Linked DNA regions of Homo sapiens: region 1 is linked to region 2. A link is a contact called in ENCODE Hi-C or POLR2A ChIA-PET data. All regions are on one chromosome and are shown on one strand. Each heading gives the region's core, a stretch centred on a gene start or an enhancer-like site at or near the end of the contact. The rest is flanking DNA. Distances are from core to core; before and after follow the strand shown. Region 1 overlaps UTRN (utrophin). Region 2 overlaps UTRN (utrophin).

The links. A loop is a pair of places that touch in the nucleus more often than their neighbours do. ChIA-PET counts read pairs that join two places held with the same protein, here RNA polymerase II (POLR2A). Pooled maps may share reads with other maps.
Region 1: a map of naive thymus-derived CD4-positive, alpha-beta T cell shows a loop between it and region 2 (6-fold over the local background). The contact joins two enhancer-like sites. A Hi-C loop is called at or near these places in 8 of 168 maps with a recorded cell type or tissue (CD14-positive monocyte, CD8-positive, alpha-beta T cell, Right ventricle myocardium superior and 5 more), 3 of 37 single-sample maps with no recorded cell type and 13 of 50 pooled maps. POLR2A ChIA-PET finds 5 or more read pairs at or near these places in 12 of 52 experiments (B cell, CD4-positive, alpha-beta memory T cell, CD8-positive, alpha-beta memory T cell and 9 more).

Annotation. Positions count from the first base shown.
Region 1 is chr6:144,348,238-144,351,255 of GRCh38, forward strand. All of the region lies in intron 2 of UTRN (utrophin), which reads left to right. Among named protein-coding and RNA genes, the nearest start is that of SNORA98, 56 kb to the right of the region's middle. RefSeq lists an enhancer at 942-1,051. Within about 2 kb of position 1,759, at least 16 of the 41 ENCODE cell types and tissues checked have a DNase peak (open chromatin) inside an H3K27ac peak, as active enhancers do; they include CD8-positive, alpha-beta T cell and natural killer cell, where a contact is called at or near this core.
Region 2 is chr6:144,304,588-144,307,789 of GRCh38, forward strand. The region is part of intron 2 of UTRN (utrophin); the gene reads left to right. Among named protein-coding and RNA genes, the nearest start is that of UTRN, 21 kb to the left of the region's middle. RefSeq lists an enhancer at 1,502-1,621. Within about 2 kb of position 1,489, at least 3 of the 41 ENCODE cell types and tissues checked have a DNase peak (open chromatin) inside an H3K27ac peak, as active enhancers do; they include CD8-positive, alpha-beta T cell and natural killer cell, where a contact is called at or near this core.

The sequences.
Region 1 (3,018 bases), core at 509-3,008, 44 kb after region 2:
ACCTAGCACACGCCCAGCTCTGGGGAGGTATGGGGATATAAAAATGAAGGTGATTTGATTCTTCCCCCGTGGAGGTTAGGACCTGGAAAGGATGGTGTGTGAAGTGAATGCTAGGTTTGCTGGTGGCTGAAAGGAAGGAACGTTGTCATCTTTGTCATATGTTAGGGATTGCCAGACCCACCAGTTGACTATATCCAAATAAAGGAACACAGAATTTGGAGTGATCACAGGGCAGTGAGATTTGTCTGGGAAGATATCTTAGGACTCGTGAATTTTTTGCAGATCTTAATAATTATAGAGAAAATGAGTAGGTGGTTAGGAAGACCAGGTAACTATAACTTACAGAGGTGAGAGAATGAGAATTGTTAAGTTGGGAGAAAAAGAGTAGAAAGAGCGACATGTGAAAGAAAAGAATCGGCCGGTGCGGTGGCTCATGCCTGTAATCCCAGCACTTTGGGAGGCCGAGGCGGGCAGATCACCTGAAGTCGGGAGTTCAAGACCAGCCTGACCAACATGGAGAAACCCTGTCTCTATTAAAAATACAAAATGAGCCGGGCCTAGTGGCGCATGCCTGTAAACCCAGCTACTAGGGAGGCTGAGGCAGGAGAATTGCTTGAACCTAGGAGGCAGAGGTTGTGGTGAGCAGAGGTTGCGCCATTGCACTCTAGCCTGGGCAACAAGAGCGAAACTCCATCTCAAAAAAAAACAAAAACAAAAGAAAAGAATCTTGGGTGGAGAAAATGAGAAATGGGATTAACATGGTACTGAGCAGTTCTTTTTTTTTTGTTTTGAGACGGAGTCTCGCTCTGTCGCCCAGGCTGGAGCGCGTGATGGGATCTCGGCTCACTGCAAGCTCCTCCTCCCGGGTTCACGCCATTCTCCTGCCTCAGCCTTCCGAGTAGCTGGGACTACAGGCGCCCGCCATCACGCCCGGCTAATTTTTTGTATTTTTAGTAGAGACGGGGTTTCCCCGTGTTAGCCAGGATGGTCTGGATCTCCTGACCTCGTGATCCGCCCGCCTCAGCCTCCCAAAGTGCTGGGATTACAGGCATGAGCCACGGCGCCTGGCCCTGAGCAGTTCTTTAAGGGATGAGACTTGGCCCTCAAGATCTGGGTTTCCATTACCCCTGCCATCGTCAGGGTAAGTCACTGAACCTCTGAGAAGGGGACTCCCAACCAGGAGGATCACAGGATCTCCCAACCAGGGAGGATGCCCCGGGAGAGTGTGGTCAGGATTCATGATGTTACACATTTTAAAGTTCTTTGCAAGCTATAGTAATAGTTCCAGGTAAATAAATGGAATAATAAATTCTGTAAAAATTATAAAAACCTAGTCTGTTGATAATGGGCTCTTTTAGGTAGAGTCTAGGGTAGGAAATCAAACATTATATTCATCATGGTACTTGAAATATATTTAAGCTGAAGCTGTGCACTCCATCATGTTTTTGATATATTTTTCCTTGGCATTACTTGAAAGGCATGCTCATGAAACTGGATTTGGATCTGTTTCATGTTTTCACTTGCGTTCTCTGACCCCTACTTAGAGGGCACCAGGTGCTTCCTATTCTAACCGTTTGCAAATTCAAGACTTGGTTGGAGGGCCATTCAGGGGACTGGTGTGGGGTTAGATAGGATCTGGACACAGCGACTCCCTCGCTCCTGCTCCAGTATTTTGACCTTAATTTGAACAGTTCAATGAACTGGCAACTGAAGTCGTTTTTTCCCACTGAACTAGACCTTTCATTGTTTTGCAGAGGAAGATGACTCATAGCCAGGTTCTACCATTGTGCTAAAGTGAAATTTTAGTCTAGGACTAAAGGAACACAGGCCAAACTTTCTGTCTGAGCTGCAGAGTATTGAAACTTAGATTGTGAGCTGGGCAGGAATTCCTGTGGCCCTCTGTGTGGAGTTGCTCTCAAGGAAAAGGAGCATTTAAATACGTTTTTGACTCCAAATTTAATTTTTAGTAATATAGTTCAAATGTCCTTTAAAATATCTTAAGTAATCAGACTGTTTTCTAAAAAAAAAAAAAATGTAATGCAAAATGAAAATTCTACAAAGTAGAAAACTGTCATTTCCTTCCTCTCTCCAAAACCATTGTTAATAGTTTCGTTTCTTCTGCTACCCTTGTTTTCTATGAATGTAAAAATGTATGCCTCTATGGGTGAGCATGGCTTTTCTTTTTTGAACCAAAATTGAAACCATCCTGATTTAGTGGCATCCCACTTAAAACATTATTAAAAACTACCTGTGTACATGTATCTTCGCTTACTTGGGCAATTGCTGGGGCAAATATGCTTTTACTGTTAAATCGTCATCTACAACAGATGACATGTAGAGAGATGAAATGTAGTCTATAGTTGTTTGAACTTGCATTTCTTTTTTTGTGGAACTGAACTTCTCTGCATATGTTTATTGGCTCTTTGGACAAATTCGTCAGTGATTTGGCTTTTCATGCATTGCTCATTTTCTTTTGTTGCTTGGATCCCTGACTTTTATACTCTTAATGATTCCAAGGGAAATTCCTACAAAATGGCAGATTTGGGAGGACTTATTTGAATTTCTTTTGAGTTCTAAAATGGTTAACTGCTACCTTAAAAGATAGATATTATTTTCAGATATCTAGGACAGAGGTTTGAGTCTTTGGACTTAGATTCTATAGTATTTTCTTTCTTTTTTTGGCTGATATGGAAGACGTCATCATCCCAAACTGTGCTGAGACTAGTAGTTATTTAGATACACTATTTTATTACATTTTCGTATACTGATAAATTATTTCCATATGGATGGTAAGTCCCAGATTTATTTATGAAAAAAACCATTTTTTATATATTTTATGGAACATGGAGTTAGCAGAAAGATGCTGTGGAGTTAGGCTTAAAATTAAGCCCTAACTATTCTGCCTCCTGTTTTGGGGCTGTTGTCAGTCTTTAAAGGTACATCTTTGTAAAATTTTTTGAACATAACTTGACAGATTGCAAGAAGGATTATAATAAATGGTGTCTGTTTGTGTTAGAG
Region 2 (3,202 bases), core at 239-2,738:
AAGCTGAGATCTGAAAGAATGAGTGGGGATGTGGGGAGGCTGTTAAGACAGAGGGAGTTGATGACAAGAGGTTTGGAGGTGAGAATTGTGAGGTTTTCAATATGGCTAAAGCAGGATGCTGGAGAATGAAGCTGAGAAGAGTGTTATAAGCCATCTTTAGGAGTTTGAGTTGTATCCTAAGCATAATGGTGAATCTTTGAAAGGGCTTTAAAATTAAAAAAATTTATATTTATATATTTATCATTTTTAAAATTCTGAAGTATTCAATCTAAAAAAATGTACAGGAAATGATATATCAGATATGCTCGTGCCCTCATTTGAAATTTATCAGCTGTTAATGTTTTGACTTTTTTTTTTTTTTGAAATGGAGTTTCACTCTTGTTGCCCAGGCTGGAGTGCAATGGCGCGATCTCGGCTCACTACAATCTCCCCTTCCTGGGTTCAAACAATTCTTGTGCCTCAGCCACCCGAATAGCTGAGATTACAGGCATATACCATCATGCCCAGCTAATTTTTTTTGTATGTTTTGTAGAGACATGGTTTCACCATGTTGGCCAGGCTGGTAATGTTTTGACGTATTTGATTTAGGTTGTATTTTAAAGAGCTAATTATGTCAGCATAGATAAATCTTAAAAACAATTTGACTACAAACAAAAATCAGGTTGCACAATGTATTGAATGGTACTGTATATAAAGCTCATATACCTGCAGAAATTGCCCTGCAGTGTTTATGTATTCATATTATAAATATATAGCAAAATACAAAAATTTTTATGGAAATTATAAACACTAGATTTCTTTAGAGATAGTGAGAGAGGAGGTTCTTCAGTTTTATCTATAATATTTAATTCCTCAATGAAAATAGAAATAGAATCTTAAATTAATATGAAATAATGCTGATTTGTGAACTGAGTGATGACTGTCTTAAGCCCAGTTCCTTGGAAGTAGGATTTGAGACAGAGATTTGTGTGCACTTGAGAACAATTCCTGTTAATGAAAGAAATGAGGGAAGAAGGACTGGGCCAGGGAAAAGCTGAAGTGTAGTTGAGTTACAGCAGGGCCACCATTGGATCCATAGGGAATGCTGGTGCTGGGATGGCCCTTCAGAGATTTCCCAACTTGAGGCAATGTGTTGAGCCTGGGGACCTTTGCCTTGACCAGTAGGCTTTTGGCTGACCCTGGGAAGGAGGTGAGGTGAAAATCTGGGCAAGGTAACTTGGCCAAGGGCAGTTCCTGGACGGATGCTCAGCTATGAGCCCTCAGCTGCTGGGGGAATGAATTTGTGCATTGCCTTGCCTGAAAGGCAGATCTGGATAGGAGATTCACTGCAGTCATGGACCTTGTACCATTTTCTTTTGCCTATTATTGTCTATTTCTATGTCTGAAAGATATGACATATTAAATAAAAAAAGCTTCCAATTTCTAGGAGCAGTATTCACCGAACTACTTCCCTGACACATACATACCTCACACCCTGCACACACCACACACCACAAACCGTAGCTGTAATATCAGGTTACATACTTTCTGTTTTATTTTCCCTTTTCTCTGTGTTTTTGGTTACTTGAGATGGCCTCCTCTCTCTCACTCCTGGTTTGGGAAGGCCTTGCTTCCTCTGAAAGCTTGTGAGCAGAGGGCTGATCTGATCAGATTTGCTCTTCTGAGTGGTGCTCTAGAAGCCACGTGGAGCATGGATGGTGTGGGGTGTGTGCTGGATGAGGCAAGCCTGGGGTTCTGGAGGACCTTTGGGTGGCTGTCACAGTTAGAGGATAAGAGGTATTGAAGCCAAAACTGAGATTGAGGTAGCTGGGAAGGAGGAGAGGGGAGAGTTTAGAAGCTTTAGGTAGGAGGCAGACCTGATAGGACATGGTGGTGGTCTTCAGATGATGGGTGGTGGATGGGATGGAGAGAGAAGCCTGGTTTTTGACTTTAACACTCGCAAATGAAGCCTTTCTTTCTAGGTTTTGTGGAGAGGGCAGTGCATAAGGGGATAGTAAGTGAAGTTCTAGATTGAGTTTTGAGGTGCCTGGAGATATCTGGGAAAAATATGTAATATATATATTTCTCTTACATGTATGAGACTGGCTTGGGCTGGGGTCTGCCCTTGAAAACTGGCAGCTGGAGTCTTGAGTACTTTCCTGAGTCATTTTTTGAGCTCTTTGCAAGATAATGTTAAAAATTCAAGAGGCCGGGTGTGGTGGATCATGCCTGGAATCCCAGCACTTTGAAAGGCCGAGGCGGGCGGATCACCTGAGGTCAGGAGTTCAAGACCAGCCTGGCCAACATAGTGAAACCCTACCTCTACTAAAAATACAAAAAAAAAAAAAATTACCTGGGCATGGGGTCGCGCACCTGTAGTCCCAGCTACTCAGGAGGCTAAGGCATGGGAATAATTTGAACCTGGGAGGTGGAGGCTGCGGTGAGTCAATATCACATCACTGCACTCCAGCCTGGGTGGCAGAGTGTGACTCTGTTGAAAAAAAAAAAAATCAAGAACTGTTGCATATTTTATTTATCTTTGTATTTTCTGAGATATTTTTGACTGACCCTAAAATGAGCATCTGGATGGTAGATGACGGCAGCGGAAGATGAAGAATTAAGAAGTGGTTTTTGATTTGTAATATTTTTTAGTAGATATTATTAGTTGATGCCGCAGTTGTTGACTGTATTTATCTCCCAAGGGCATAGGAAGCCCCCTTGCAGATATTACTCTACCTAGCCTGACTGGGTGTTTGGGGAGGGAGAGAAGAGGTTAACAATAAATCCTGCAATATGTGCAGAAGTTTTTACACTTGTGTTTCTGCATATTTTCTTAGAAAAAGGGTCCACAGTTTTCATTATATTCTCAAAGGAGACCTATGACTTAATGAAAAGTTAAGTCTTGTTAGAGGAAGAGTGACATATTATAGGGTTATGTCTTCATAATGTTTCTTTTTTTCTGAAATTAGATTGGCAGTCCAATACGCTGGCACGAACTGAGGGTCTCACACTTTTGCTGTAACTCAAATTCTGGTCCTTACTTTACTTCTACTGCCTTAAAGCCACTCAAACAAAAGACCTGATTGCTAGAATTAGGTTGAGAAGACACAAAGTTTGAAGGGCAAAATTTCTGATAATGTTTGACCCAGTTTTGCATATAATGTATTTTTATTTGTTGATGAATATTTCCCTTTTGTTGCTAAAAGTGGCAAATAATCAGACA